Regions from separate parts of the Homo sapiens genome. Here region 1 is linked to region 2. Evidence: chromatin loops called from intact Hi-C (ENCODE). Cell type or tissue: PC-3. All regions are shown on one strand.

Evidence for each region. A loop is a pair of places that touch in the nucleus more often than their neighbours do. Peaks named below come from ENCODE experiments on the same cell type or tissue, not always from the same donor. Only the 100,000 strongest peaks of a DNase experiment are listed, where the experiment ranks them.
Region 1: it touches region 2 in a loop (5-fold over the local background); 22 of 110 quality-filtered maps call a loop at or near these places.

The regions. Positions count from the first base shown.
Region 1 is chrX:16,440,489-16,448,488 of GRCh38, reverse strand. The region is part of intron 1 of LOC124905249 (a long non-coding RNA gene); the gene reads left to right. Among named protein-coding and RNA genes, the nearest start is that of MIR548AM, 180 kb to the left of the region's middle. RefSeq lists enhancers at 892-1,417, 1,418-1,943, 3,013-3,212. In PC-3, a CTCF peak has its summit at 3,120 (motif pointing right); a DNase peak (open chromatin) is centred at 3,898; H3K27ac peaks cover 2,325 bases.
Region 2 is chrX:16,118,476-16,126,475 of GRCh38, reverse strand. It overlaps GRPR (gastrin releasing peptide receptor), which reads right to left and starts at 2,911. Exons shown (of 3, transcript NM_005314.3): 1 at 2,110-2,911. The coding sequence starts at 2,522. RefSeq lists enhancers at 2,916-3,210, 6,528-6,667. In PC-3, a CTCF peak has its summit at 3,101 (motif pointing left); a DNase peak (open chromatin) is centred at 3,025; H3K4me3 peaks cover 3,011 bases; H3K27ac peaks cover 1,316 bases.

The DNA.
Region 1 (8,000 bases), 320 kb before region 2:
GCTGTCTTTGTTCTTTCCACTCCATAGCTACCACTTGACACAGGGATTCTGACCTTATTGTGACATCCTGGAAATTAAGTTCAGCCAGAGGTGGCTCCTGACCTAAACAGAGAGCCCAGCCTCATTGTTCCTTAAAGTCTCTCTGAAGTAAGATGCCTCTGGAATAATAACCAGTAGTGATGGAATCCCAATCAGGAACCCAATGGGGAACTTTTCTTGAGAAACTCTTCCCCTAAGGCCTGAGCCTGGGTGCTACTTGACTGCTGCTCCATGGCTTACTATGGGCAAGGTCTGGAAAGCCTTGGAGAAGTCTAGGCAGTCACAGGTAGCAGCCAGTGTAGAGGATATTAGAGGACAGGGCCAACATAGGAGGTGGGTTCATAAGGCAAGAGGCTGGGGACAGACTCTTGGCTCTTCCTTGGATGGGTCCAAATCCCAGAGCTGGCCTTGCATTGGGAGAATGATCAGAGCAGGAAGGCCTTTTCCCAAGTCCTATCTGAGCCACACAGCAAACCCTGGGGGGCGTGGAGGGAGCGATGTACCTTTAACCCCAAGGCTGACCATATCTCCACGCCATGCCTGGGGTTTCTGCCATTCAGGGGTTCTGGGGTCCAGCAAGGGTGAAGTGAAGAAAACAGGAGGAAGAAGAGAGGAGAGGGAGAGCAGGGTGTTTGGAAGCCTCAGGATCTGGTAAGAAGAGGAGAAAGCAAAGAGCAGCAGGAGCCACGAACGCTTCATTTCCTGCTTGTCCTCCCTGCCTCATTCTTGAATGAGGATCTTGAAGTAATGAGTGAGGAGGATTTTCCTAGCTACTAGCATAAGGGAGTATAAGAAAATAGTAGATAAGGAATAAAGTCCAGAGCTAATAAGAAGCACCTTTACTGTTGAATTCTTCTGAGAAAATTTCAGAAGTAAAATTCCTAGGTAAATTTTAGTTTATGTTCCATTCTAGGGAAATGTCAGCCACTCTCCTCTAATTAACATTGCTAAAAGCTTAGAGTGAAAGCTTTCATTTCCTGTTGCTTTTTACATGGACTTGCCACAGCAATCAGTGTCTGTGTAGCTTTCCTTCCCTCGGCTCTTGGTGTTCTTTCTCTGACATTAAGAAATTCTCTTCCTGCATGGAACAAGTGTTATTTTGTTAAAACCGGATGCCTGTCATTTATTCCTTGCAACTGTAAACCAAAAAGGAACTGAGACAAGTCTCAATCAATGTAGAAGTTTATTTTGAGGGCCGGGTGCGGTGGCTCACGCCTGTAATCCTAGCACTTTGGGAGGCTGAGGTGGGTGGATTGCTTGACCTCAGGAGTTTGAGACCAACCTGGGCAACATGGTGAAACCCCGTCTCTACTAAAATACAAAAAATTAGCCGGGTGTGATGGCACACGCCTTAATCCCAGCTACTAGGGAGGGTGAAACAGGGGAATCACTTGAACCTGGGAGGCAGAGGTTGCAGTGAGCTGAGATCGCGCCATTGCACTGCAGCCTGGGAGACAGAGCGAGACTCCGTCTCAAAAAAAAAAAAGAAGTTTATTTTGAGAAGGTTAAGGACGTACTCATGACACAGCCTCAGGAGGTCCTGAGAACATGTGCCCAAGGTGGTTGGGCCACAGCTTGGTTTTATACATTTTAGGGAGACATAAGATATCAATCAGTACATGTAAGGTGTACATTGGTTTGGTCTGGAAAGGTGGGACAACTGGAAGTGGGGGCTTCTAGGTCAGAGGTGAATTCAAAGATTTTCCAATTGGCAATTGGTTGAAAGACTTCTTCTAAAGGCCTGGAATCTATGGGAGGGAGTGTCTGGGCTAAGATAAGGGGTTGTGGAGACCAAGGTTCTTATTATGCAGATGAAGCCTTTAGGTAGCAGGCTTCAGAGAAAATAGATTGTAAATATTTCTTATTAGACTTAAAAAGGTGCCAGACTATTAGTTAATTCTCTCCTGGATCAGGACGAAGACCTGGAAAAGTAAAGGGATTCTTTCCAGAATGTAGATTTTCCCCACAAGAGACAGCATTGCAGGGCCATTTCAAAATATGTCAAAAAATATATTTTAGGGTAAAATACTTCAATTTCTTTCAGGGCCTGCTATCTGTCAAGTGATGCTATAATAGAGTCAGGCTGGAATTCGGTGTCTTATTGCTACAAAGTCTTAAGATGTCTATTGTAATGTGAATGCTGGTCAGTTGTGCCTGAATTCCAAAGCAAGGCGGGTATAAGGAGGCATGTCCAACTATGCCCCCCACTGCCCCCCAACCCCGCCAGCCCCGGCATCCCATCATTGCCTGAACTAGTTTTTCAGGTTCTTTGGAATGTCCTTGGCTGAGAGAAGGGGTCCTTTCAGATGGTTGGGGGGCTTAGAATTTTTTTTTTAGTTTACACAACTAATATAAATTTTATCAAAGGTTTCTGATGGTTCACACAGAAGTCCCACGGTGCAATTCTCCACTGGAAGACATTTTTATTTCCTAGGGCTATTAGTTGGCTTACAATAAAAACTTTAAAGCACTTTTCTTTCCTGAGAAAATTGCTCTCTGAATCAATGGGATTGAGCATAGATAATGGAAAGAGACAGTAAGATGTTCTTGCCTGTAACCAAGCTCCTGTTTAGCGCTTAGTTTGTCTGTCCAACCTGGAGAATCATGGGATGCCCCAGGAATTGTTCCTGAGATTTAAGTTTCACATTGAGACTTTAGGGTTGTTTCCTACAGATTGACTCTTCCCAGAGTGGGTGATCCATCCATGGAACAACCTTGGGTGGGCCTGTGGGTGCATCCTTAAAACAAATGAGGGCTCACTCTGAATATAAGGCAAGATCTTTCAACTGTGGCACTATTGACATTTTGGACTGGACAATTTTGTGTTATGGGAGTGTCCTGTGCAATGTAGGATGTTTGGCAGCATCCCCGGCCTCTACCCACTAGATGCCAGCCTCCACCCCTAAGCTGTGACATCCAAAAATGTCTCCAGACACTGCCAAATGTCCACTGCAGGAAAATATCACGCCCTGTTGAAAACCACTGATCCAAAGCACCCGCAATTATTTATTCTGGTACAGTTGTAGAAGGCCTCGAACACTTTTCTTCAAAGGGCTGTACAGCCTTAAGAAACCACTAGAGGGCGAGCAGGGCTGCTAATTTGAGCTGCTTCATAAAGGTGTCACTGCAGGACTTGGCAGAAGCAGGGGGCCAAGGGACTCCCCTTGGGAGCTTGATGGAACCACTGAGAAGAGCAAGTCCTGCCATCCTAAGAGCATTAGGGAAGCAGCCACCAGTAAGAACGCACCCCTCACCCCAGGAGCTGAGAAGACCATGGTTATGAGGTGACTGTCAAGTGATGGGCTCCATCACCCAGGGTGAGGTAACCCTCTGTGAGGAGGGGTCAGCCAGCCTCTTCTGTCTCCTTGATGTGGTGTACTTAGTGTAGAGAGGAAAGAGATTATTGGTCTTATCTCGATTTTTCATGAAGGGGAGATAGCATTCAGTTCAATAAGTATTTATTTCATGTCTACTATTTATAAGGTTCTGTGTTTGATTATGGGGATATTGGTAGATTGCATAAATGGCCACAAATTATTTACCTGTCTGTATCCATGCCTTTGGGCAGTCCCCTCCCACATTGACTCTGGGCATAGCCATTTGATTTGCTTTGGCCAATGGGTCAATAGCAAATGTGATGCAAGCAGAGACCTGAAAGCTCTTGCTCACTGGGGCATATCCACTCTTGAGGCTCTTGGGACCCTGCCGCTGCTGTCGTGTGAGGAAGCCCAAGCTAGCCTGCTGAATGATGAGAGATCCGTGACCCCAGGGGCTCCTATTACCTCAGCTGACAGCCAGCCAACTTCCAGAAGCTGAGACACCTAGTTGACCAGCAGCCAACTGGCACGGCTTAACTCAGTATAGCAGAAGACCAGCAAAAGAAAGGCCCAGCCCAAATTGCCAACCCACAGAATTGCGAGTCACGTAGTTGGCTGTAGTTTTTAGGTCACTAAGCTTAGGGTGGACTGTTACGCAGCAAAAGCTAATGAAAACACAGATGGATGAGACATAGTTCTTGCCTTCAGGACTCCACAGCCTAAGAGACCAATAATTTGCTCCCAAGGCAGGCTGCTTGTGTAATTGGACCCTTAGAGCCATACGAGACAGTAATAGCAGTCACGTTCGTTTTTCACTCCTGGAATACTAGTTAAAAGCATGAACTTGAAAACCAAAGCGCTTGAACTTAAATCCCAGCTCCATCACTTACTAGCTGTGTGACTCTGTGTAGGTTCCTTAATCTTTGTGTCTCTATTTTCTCGAAAAGGGATAATGATAGAACCTACCTCATGGAGTTGTTGAGGGGATTAATAGGTACACATTTCTTATGATAGGGTCTATGATTTAGTAAGTGTTTTGAAAGTACTAGCAATATATGTTTGGTCTAAAATGGAATCAGCATTAAAGTGTTTTCTTTTTGAATAACACCTTCCACTACATATAATAGTAATACATGTTCTTTGTGAAAAGCTGAAAAAAATACAGGAAAACTATAAAGAAGAGAACAAATGTCATCCCTTAGATTTTGTGCCAACTTTAGAAATAACACATTTTATTTTAAATCAAGCTACTATGATCAGCTTTGGAGAAAGGTCATTCAAGATACTCAGGGAATAAAGGTATCAAGTGCTTAGCCGAGTGAAGCCCTTTATATAGACTTTGCTCAGTGTACATTTCTCCAGTTGGATTGAAAGAGATCAAGTAGTTCCTTGTCCTATAGCATCTGGGATATAATTTGCAGATCCCAATGGACTAAATTAAACATTGGAGCAAAGTGCAAAGGAAAACCAGAAAGGAAGGCAATGATTAGCAACTCTGGACCCATGGAGCATTTCTAACTAAGGAGTATGTTCTTATTTTATTTTTATTCATATTATTTTTAATAAATCATAATTGTACATATTTATAGGGTATAATGTGATGTTTTGATGTATGTATACAATATGGGATAATTAAATCAAGATAATCAAGATGAATTAACATATCCATCACCTCACTTATCATTTTTTGTTGTGTGACATTTGAAATTTACTCTTACTTTGAAATATACATTATTATTGACTATAGTCACCCTGCTGTGCAATAGATCTCAAAACTTAGTCCTTCTGTCTATCTGAAATTTTGTACCCTTTGACCAACAGCTCCCCATTCTCTCTTTTCCTCTACCACTGGTCCCTGGTAACCATCATTCTACTTTCTACTTCCGTGAGTTTAACTTTTTAGGATTCCACATATAAATGAGATCACATGGTATTTATTTTTCTGCACTGGCTTATTTCACTTAGCATAATGTCCTCCAAGTTCATCCATGTTGTTGCAAATGACAGAATTTCCTTCTTTTCATGGCTGAATAATATTCCATTGTGTATATATACCACATTGTAATTATCCATTCGTCTGTTGATGGATACTTAGGTTGATTCCATATCTTGGCTATTGTGGACAGTGCTGCAATAAACATGGGAGTGCAGATATCCGTTTGACATATTGATTTCAATTCTTTTGGCAATATACCCAGAAGTGGGATTACTGGATCATATGGTAGTTCTAGTTTTAGTTTTTTGAGGAACCTCCATACCATTTTCCATGATGGCTATACTAATTTACATTTCCACCAACAATGTAAAGGCATCCTCTTTCTCTATATCCTCACCAACACTTGTTATTCTCTATATTTTTGAGAAAAGCCATTTAAGGCTTGTTCTTATATGCTGCCTCTCTTGATGTGCAAGGCTGTTTAAGTTTGAAACGGCACTTGTTATTAAACTGACTTTTGCAGAAGCAGAAGTTGTATCTTAGAATGGTGTAGTAGCTGGCCAATGTAACACAGGTAGTGATTAGTGGAGCTGGGTCCAGGCCACTGACCTAACATCCAGTGGTCTTTTGTGTTTGGCTTCTTTTACTAGCATAATGTTTCTGAGATTCATCCAAGTTGTAGCATGTATCAGTGCTTTGTCCCTTTTTATTGCTGAATGGTACTGTGTTGTATGAATATACCACAGTTTATTTATCGATGAACATTTTGATTGCTTCTACAAGTCTTGTAGAGACATATGTCTTCTATAAACATACATCTTCATTCATTTCCCTTAGGTAGATACTTAGGAGTGGAATTGTTGGGTCATATGGTGACTCTCTGACATTTTGAGAAACTACAAGACTGTTTTCCAAAATAAGTGTACTATTTTACAATCTTGGTAGCAATGTATGAGGATTTCCAGTTTCTTCACATCCTCATCTATACTTGTTACTGTTTGTCTTTTAAATTATAACTATTCTAGTGGTTGTGAAATGCTATTTTATTTTGGTTTTGACTTGCATTTTCCTAATGCCTAATGTTGTTGAGTATCTTTTCATCTGCTTATTAGCTATTTGTATATATTTTTGGTAAAATGTTTTTTCAAATCTTTTGCCTATTTAAAAATTTGCTTATTTTTCTTCTTTCAAATTATTTGTTGTATAAAAACTCAACATGAATAAAGGACTGGGAAAGAGAGAATGGCAACTTGGAGAACCTGGTGGTTAGATATACCTATAGCATGAATCTTATTAGAAGGCTAAAGAGGTAGGCATGGTCCTGACCTTGTAGAATTGCACTATCCAGTATGGTGGCTGCTAACCACATGACATGATGGATTATGGAGCATGTCAAAGGTGGCTAGTCCAATTTGAGTTGTGCTGTAAGGGTAAAACGCACACCAGATTTTAAAGACTTGCTATGAAAAACTGAATGTAAAGCATCTCATCAATAATTTTTGAATTATTACATATTAAGATGATACTATTTTGAAAATATTGACTAAAATAAAATACAGTATTAAAATTAATTCTATTTTTTAAAATAAAAAATGGCTACTATGAAATTTAAAATTACATACATGGCTCCCAATATATTTCCATTACATAGCAATGTTCTAGAACCTTGACCATCAGTAAATTAGATCTTGATATGTAGAGAAATGGGAAGGCTTTGATAGGTTTTAAGCATGAGGAAATTATGACCGCTTTTTAAAAAAGAGATTACTTTCAATGCACTGTGGTGAATAGATTGGAGAGGACAGGGAATGGCTGGCCAGGAAATGGAGTAGGCAGCTTTGCAGTAGTCTAGATGATGGATGATAGTCACTTGATAGTGATACAGAACTCAATAGTCACTTCATAGGGAAAAACAGCGTTCTGTTCAATATCTCAAATCTACTCAGAATTTTGTAGAAAATACTAAACATTTATGTGTCTCTCAGGGCTAATATCATCTGGAATATACTTTCAGAGGGAGCTACTTAAAATTCTAGACTCTTCTGTGTCTAAGGTGAAGACCACAGGTTACCTGGATCACATACCCTTGTAGGGAAGAGCCACTTAAATAGCAACTCTATACTATGCAAAATGTGGTGCTAGATCATGGTAAAGATTTGGCTTTGACCCTGAGTGAGGGGAACCATTGGAGGCTTTGGAGCACACGAGTGATGTGACCATCAGGTCATTGCTTGTTAATTGGATAACACTGGCCACTGCACTGAGAATAGACTGAAGGGAGTGAGGGTGGGAGAGGGAGGGCCCTGCGATTTAAGCAATTCTTTATTGTTAGGCATTTTCATTGTTTCTAATTTTCTCTAATTTTAAACAACAGAGTAATCAATGTTGTGCAAAATTTTATTACATCCTTCATTCATTTTCTTAAGATAAATTCCAAGAAAAGTGGCAGTTGTGGTCAATGGGGACATCTGTTATTACAGCTTTTGATATATCTTGCCAAATTGCCTTCTAGAAATTTGGACACAGCTTAAATTGCCACTGCTGTGTAGGAGAGTGTCTGCTTCCTTCTTCTTGTGCCAGCCCTTGGCAATGTTACTATTTCTTAAACTTAATCAAGCAAGAGTTCCAAGTATGCCTTTAAAATAATTCTCATATGAATTAGTCCACATTTTTCTTCATGAAACACTTCTCCCCATTGTGTCCTAGTT
Region 2 (8,000 bases):
GTATATGGATTACACCTTGTTGAGAAGAAAAAATAATATAGAATATATATTTGCCCTGCCAACCTCAGAGATATAAGATAGAAGAATCCCATTGTTTTCAAAAATGAGATGAATAGAAAAAAAGTACAGTCTTAATCATTTAGCTCAATACCTATTCTTTCTATTGGAATTGGTTAGATGCACTACCTGTGATTCAGGTGATCCATCAGCTTTTTAAAGACTTAGCAAAACACAAAAAGTTAGCTATATGGGAGCTTCTAGTAATTTCTGAACTTGGCAAGGACAGGCAGTAACTATAAACTTACTGGGAACACACTGGAGCCGCGAAGGAGTGCAACCTGGCTTTTGAAAGAGCTTTCCCTTTCTGTTGATGGTGAACTTGGTCTGCTTTGAAACTCCAGAGAAGAGTTCCCTGCAGCTGCATCTTTACAGTTCATGCCCTCACTTTCCTTTCTGTTTTTCTCCCTAAGAAGAGAGTAAACACCATCTGTACCACTGCACTCACCAACCCGGAAACCAAAATCTCTCCTTCCCATTAAGAAAATTACCCTCATCCTGAAGAGCCCTCGGCCATTGGTAACAAGCCACAGCCCTTCTGCCAGCTCCAGAGTTTGCCAGCCCTGAATCAATACATGAAACTGTCTGTGGTCATTGGTATCTGTGGGCAGATGTGCAGGGGAGGATGTGCAAGCCGAAGGGGAATGGAGGGAATGGAGAAACTCTGTCCAGTCGGTACAATGTGCAAACCTTACTTCTGTGCTATTACTTTTCAGACTTTGAAAATGTCGTGTGCTGGGCAGTGTGCTTCAGGTAGCTAAGCATAAACACATGTCTATAAATACTGATAACACTATCTTTATTTGTCCATTACTCAACAAAGCCAGATCACCTGAGGACTGTTTGTTCCTCTACAAAATGAGAATCCAGCACCACATGTATTAAAATGTGGGACATTTTCTTCGGAGTATAAACTTTCAAGAGCAGCATCTATGTCTTTTCCAGAACACTCTCAAATCCTTCTGTATCTTTAACACATAACATACAGTTGATTATAAGTGAAAAATTTATAGTCTAGGTTCATTGCAGCAGTTTTTCTGGGTTTGACCATATGGTCTATGCTGTGTCTGAAAGTCTATTCATTACTATGTCCAATTTCCAGAACACAGAAGTACATAAAGTATGTTCAGTAATTTATGTGAACAACCTGCAGCTATTTCTTGACTTGCTAATTCAGGTAAGTGTTTCTTACATGCTAGACACTTGATAAATGTTCAAAGAATGAATATATAGTTTTAAGACTGAATAAACGTAAACTTTTATGCAATGTGCTCACACAAGAAATGCAGTTTGCAAATATGTATATTTCCCAGAATAAAAAACTGTAGTGAACTCCCTCTTCCTCCCCACAATAAGCCCCAAAAGCATGGTATATGAAGTATTGTCAATAAAGATATTAAAATTAGAAATCAACCTTGAATAGAGCTTTCTCCAGAAAATTTTAAAAACTCAAATAATGTTTGATTTCATTTAAGAGAGACTTAGGAAAACCGGCATACAATTGTTCTATCACAGAGAGTCAAATTCAAAATCAGCTGTGAGAAAAGTTAAACTGTCTGAGGAAAATGAATTTCAGAGAAATGAGGCTTATTTTCTCCTCTTGGTTATTTCTGAAAGAACGTTTTGAAGAAATCCAGTGGAACTTTCCTGTTCTCTGAGGGGTTTCAATTGCTCCTAAAAAACATTTGCCTGAGGTTTAAACTCTATTGGGTGTGATTGTCTTTCTCACTGGTCAATTAATTTTGCAAGGAGGGAGAAGTTAGGAAAAGGCAATGCTAAATAGATATGTCTCCAGAAAAAGGCACCTCAGTTTTCTGCTTAGAGATTTTTTTTTTCTCATCTGTCTCCTTCTGTCCCCATCATTCACTTTTCTTTCTTAAACCAATATGTTACACTCAAGAAGTCATACCCAGAATAAAAACCTGCCTGGAAGGGAATCCGTGTTTGAGTAAAACTTCCCTTGTGCAATCAGCTCCCTGTCCCGACATGGTAGTTCATTTACCCAGGCGTCTATCACCCTTGGAGAGCATGTAACTTTCAGCCTGTACTTACCTGTCTGCCGAGAGCGCCGTGAGTGTGAAGACAGACACCCCAACAGAGGTAAGCTGTATAAAGGGGATCAGTTTGCAGCCAATCCTGCCAAATAGCCATCTGTCAGCCAGGTACCTGCTGGCATCCACTGGAGCACACGTTATTAGGAGGAGCAGGTCTCCCAAAGCCAGACTGGAAATGAACAGGTTTGGAACGTTTCGCATGGACTTGACTGTACAGAAGATCTTGATCAAAGTGATGTTGCCAATGAGGCCTATCAGAATGATAACCCCATAAACTGCAGGGATGACATAGAGGATCCCCGGGTGGGACCAGTCATCGTTCACGGGGAGATCCGCACTGTGACTGGAGATGTTGCAGTGCATGAAATGGTCCACCTCCAAGTTCAGAAGGAAACAGTCATTTAGAGCCATCTCTAGATTTTTTTTCCCACCTAAAAGTTCCCTTAGATGCTATTTCTTAACTATTGATTTTGCAACCGAGTGAAGATGAAGATAAGATCTATGCCGGGCTCTTTGCCTTCTTTAATAAAAATACTCTGAGTACATATATACTAACTATGGTATTCAAAACTCTCTGTCACTATTTTGACACTGGTGCTGCTCTGGCTTTCACATGACCAGTGCAATACAACTCTAAATTCAATAAGTTAACAACAACAAAACTTAGCCACAAAAAGGCTTAGAATTAAACCCACTCTGCATCAGTTCTTTCTACCTCCATTCTAGTCTGAGTCTCCCTGGCTGCAGTTTACTAAGAACTTTTGGCCTGCTATTTTCCCACAGCGTCTTTCCTGATATTTAGAATCTGGAGGTTTAAAGTGGGTAGAAAAAAACTGCACTGAGAAATCCTCAAATCCTATAGGCAGGATGCTTTGCACGTCACGGGCTTCACCAGCAAACGGCAGCTCCGCTGAGCTGAGGCTCTGAAGAGGAACCAGTGTTACTTATAGACAGAGAATGCCAGCCCCCTGCTGGACACTTCAATCACTGCCCAGTTGCCTGCTTTCTCCAGATGAGAAGCAACCAGCCGACTGCAGTTCCTACCTAGCTTAACAGATACCTTTGGCTTCTCATGTAAGCACATAGCACCTAGGGTAGGTATTTAATAAATGTTGCTAGCATTCTGCAAAGGCACTGAAAATCTTTCTGATACTATCCCCATGAATCCAGATGGGGATTTACATCCCATTTTCTCATTTTTTCTAATTCATTAGAATGACATGTCAATATTGCTATCAAATGAGGTCTGTCTTTGAATTAAACGCACACTGATGCACAGGGTGTCCATGTGTGAGTTATCCCACTCAGTCTTCCCACTGCCTCTTTGAACAGGGACTGATCCTCAGAAACACATGCACAGACTCACACCTTAAACCTTCAGCAACTGACATCTGGAAAAGCCAGAAGCACAATGCACACATGTTCTTTCCTGTAGATTTGCCAAGCCATTCCTATTCTGTTTACCAGGGAGAAATTAAATTGGGAACCAGCTGTATTCTTAACTCTCAATGATCAATAGTCTTTTCCAGAAAAATGGGTCTTTTCTCATCTGATCTAAAAATTTTATGAATCGGCATTTTGATGCAGCTATTTGCATTTTTAATTGAATGTTTGCCATGTTTTATAGCAAATATCCTCTTTATAGCCCTGTGTGGAAAATAAAGAACTATAAAAGCGTGATAGATACAATACTGAGGAATTGAGTGGGTGGTAAAAGAAGTAAGTTATCGTTGAAGGAGTGCTAGAAAAAGCTTAATTGAGGAAGTGCTATTAGAATCAGGCTTAGACCTTTAGCCAACAACTTCTAAATACATTATTAGAGTGCATCTTTATGACGTATGTGAAGCCAGCTCCTCCAGGTACATGACGTGAAGCCAGTCACTAACAGGTGAAGTCTCATTTTTCAGAACCCATAAGGAATAACAAAACTTGCACTTACCATGCCAGGGCCCACAAAGAAAGCCCCCAACTGTGTTGTTATGGACATTTCCAGTGGCAGGTTCCAACACTGAGGCTGCTGCCATGCTTTCTATGTAAATATGAAAGGCTCAGCGCCCCTCTCTGCCAGCAGGAGGGAGACTGATGCTGCATGGCTAGAGGTGGAAGAGCTTCTCGGCAGAGATCAGTAGCACCAGTAACCAGCCAATAGCCATGAGCCCAGTGGTGTTGATTAGTTGCCAGCAATATAGCTTAATGATACAGTACACAGGCTCTGCTTCAATCCTGGCTCCCTCATTTATAATTATGGCAAGTTACTTAGTGTCTTAAGCTTCAGGTTCCTCATCTGCAGGGTGAGGAGAACTTATGAAGTTAGATGAAATGATTCATGTTAAGATTGCATAGTATTTGGCACATAGTAAGTGCTCAATTAATATTAGCACTTATTATTATTATCATTATTAGATTGAGGGGGAAAGGCTTACTTTGGAAAAGCCCAATGAGTTCAGAAGAGTGATTGACCTCAGATCAATAGGCAAGCACTCATACGAGTGAATTAGCAACTCCTTTATTTACTTGAAAAAAATTTATCAAACATCTACCAGTTGCCAGGCACTGAGCAAGAGGCTGAGAAAAATAGCATGAAGATGTGTACTCTCACAGCTCTTTAGACCCCAACCCCTCTCTGGAGTGAAGCAACTACCTTTTCTCCAGAAAAGACGATATCTTTAAAGGTTAAGTGTTGACAAGGTCTTTTGAATGAAGAAAATCATATGTGCCTAGGATCAAGGCATAAAGGAAAGAGCATGACATTGAGCAGAGGGACATCTATAAATCCAGAGGGTCACCCAGATTGGAAGACAGGGGTGGAAAAAGAACAGCGTGAAATGCAGCTAGAAGCAGGTTTGGGTGAGATTGTGATGGATCTTGTATTCTTGCTAAGAAGTTTGGTCTAAAAGGCATATTTTTGGTTCACAAAGAGAACTTCTGGATGTTGTTTCCCTTTATTTCTTTAGACACCCCTGTGTGCTGAGTCAGCCTCACTACTTAAATCTAATTGGGTGGTTAGTGTTTCTTCCAATGTAAGTTAAGGGGATGCTGATAGATATTGATTTCTCATAGCTGGTGTTAGCATTATGTGTTCCACAGCACTATAGATTCTTCTAATGGTATTTTAGGAGTAAAGGTGCGTTGAGGTTTGACATCTAATATTTTCGGGGATCAAGGATGCTTTAAAAAGCTAATTCGGGCCAGGTGCGGTGGCTCACGCATGTAATCCCAGCACTTTGGGAGGCCGAGGCGGGTGGATCATGAGGTCAGGAGATCGAGACCATCCTGGCTAACACAGTGAAACCCCGTCTGTACTAAAAATACAAAAAATTAACCAAGCGTGGTGATGGGCACCTGTAGTCCCAGCTACTTGGGAGGCTGAGGCAGGAGAATGGCGTGAACCCAGGAGGCAGAGCTTGCAGTGAGCCGAGATCGTGCCACTGCACTCCAGCCTGTGCGACAGAGCAAGACTCCCTCTCAAAAAAAAAAAAAAAAAAAAAAAAGCTAATTCCATAATTTCTATGTCATTTCAACTAATTAACTATAATGACTCTTTCCATCCCTACCATTATGTGTCACCTTCCGGCAGAGCCGGAACACCAAACACCAAACGTATTCAGACATTTGCTTAGCTTTTTATTTACTGGTGAACATGAGATGCCTCTGACATGTGAACATGACATGGAACAAATGTAATATAAAATCTCTGTCCCCAGGGAGTCCAATTTCTGAATAGAATTGGAGTATGACTCAGCATCTTTTCTTATGTGTTGGGACAGGGTTGTCACTTCTGTTTCTATTTCAGTCAATAGAGTCACCTTTTTCATCTTTCCAAAAGACTGGATTTTCTGTGGGGCTCTAACATGAGGTGGGCAACAGTGACTTGATAGAATTTAGGAGAACAGGTAGATTCAATGGGACCACAGAGTGTGGAGACAAAGCCTCTTCCCACTGGCTATGAGCAAGGTCAAAAGGGAAGCTTCTGGAGGGAAAGGCTGAATTTGGCTTCAGGCATATTGAGTTTGCTAGATGAACAAGGGAATGTAAGAAAGCCAATGGAAAATGAGAGGTGAAGTCTGAAAGCATAGAAGTAAATAATTAAGAGGACTGGTTGAGAACTAGAACCCTGAATGCCAAATAGTTTAAATGTACAGTAAAAGAATCACAGAGAATCAAGTGAAGTTAGGCTTTGAGAAGAAGATTATGTGGTAAAAGTCAGTGAAGACTAAGCGTGATTTCAATATTAGATTTGTGACAGCACCACGGAGAAGCTGCTCAAAAGACTGCAGCAACTCTTGCTTGAGAAGAATCAGAGATGTCAAATTTTAGTACTGCAGCAGGAACAAAAGAGGCAGATGACTCTATCCAGATCCTGTAATGCTGGGATCGTTTCAAGTTCCCTTTTCTTTTCTCAACATTCTGTGACTTTTTATGGGGCTTAAAAACTTAGAAGAAAGATGAGAGGAGTCTTCTGGAAGGAAAAAATGAATTGGGTTTCATTTTGAGTCACATGAAACTGCAGAAGTAAATGTAGATGCCAAGAGAAAGCCTAAAGAGGAAGACGAAATTCTCAGACACATCTGAGGCTAGGAGAACACCTGGTGTGGTGGTTAAAATATATTCGCCAGTTCTCAGTACTCTTTGCTTCAAGAGATGTAGATTAATTTAACCCCCACCTCCACCCCTTAAGTGTGAGCTTTACTTAGTGACTTGCTTCTAACAAATAGAATGACACAGCAGGAATAGTGTGTAACTTCCAAGACTAGATGATAAGGGACATTGCAGCTTCCTCTTTGCACTCTCTCCTTGGATCACTTGCTCTGAAGGAAATCAGCAGCCATGTCATGAGGATACTCAAGTGACCTTATGGACAGATCCACATGGGGAGGAACTGAAACCTCCTGTCCAGAGCTATGTGAGTCAGTCATTTTGGAAATGGATCATCCATCCCCAGTCAAGCCTTCACATAACTGCAGCCCCAGCTGACTCTCTGACTGCAGCTTCATGAAAGACCCTGAGCCAGAATCACCCAGCCAAGCCACTGTTAAATTCCTGATCCACAGAGACCATGAGTTAATAAATGTTTGTTGTTTTAACCCATTGTTTTATGGTAATTTGTTATGCACCCACAGGTAACACCTGGTAAGTAGAATGGATGGAGAAGAGGAAGAAAAGAAAACCACCCCAAAGACAAAAGAAAACAGAAGAGGAAGACCAGAAAAGGCAAGTGCTATAAACCTGAGTTAAACCTGGAGTGGTCATACAGGGTGTGAGGGAAGGAAAGTATGGTCAAATCTAGAAAGGTTGTGCACACTGAAATTCATTTGTCATTCTGCAACACCAAAGTTTCTTATCTGGATCAAAATATGTATTTTTAAAATATTGTAAATGAACTGAACTTTCTTGCTCAGCCACCATATACCTGGAAATTAGACCGTTTATATTTCATTTCTGCATCTGCTCAGTGAACTTGGACAAGTAAAATAAATTCAATGAACATTATTTGTTACTGAACTGTTCTGTGCTATGGATTCTCCATTCATAAAGTACAGGAACATTTTCCCCTTGCCTATGCCCCAGGACAACTTGATGCATTAGCACCACCAGGAGCATGGAAGGCAAATGAGAGTGGTACTGTTTCTCTACCCTCAGCCATCTGTTTCTAGCCTTTTCTTCCTCTCCCCTGAGAGGGTTCGATCAGCACAGTCCTAGACTCCCTGAAATACATTCCTATATTATTTCCATCTCTAATAACAGATGTCTGAAAAGAAAACATGTTGCTGGCATGGATTCCTCTTTAAATGTTAGATTTTGAAATGTCTTTCAGTTTATGGAAAAGTCACAAAGACGGTACAAAGAGTTCCTGTATGCCCCTCACGTAGCTTCCTCTATTATTAAAAT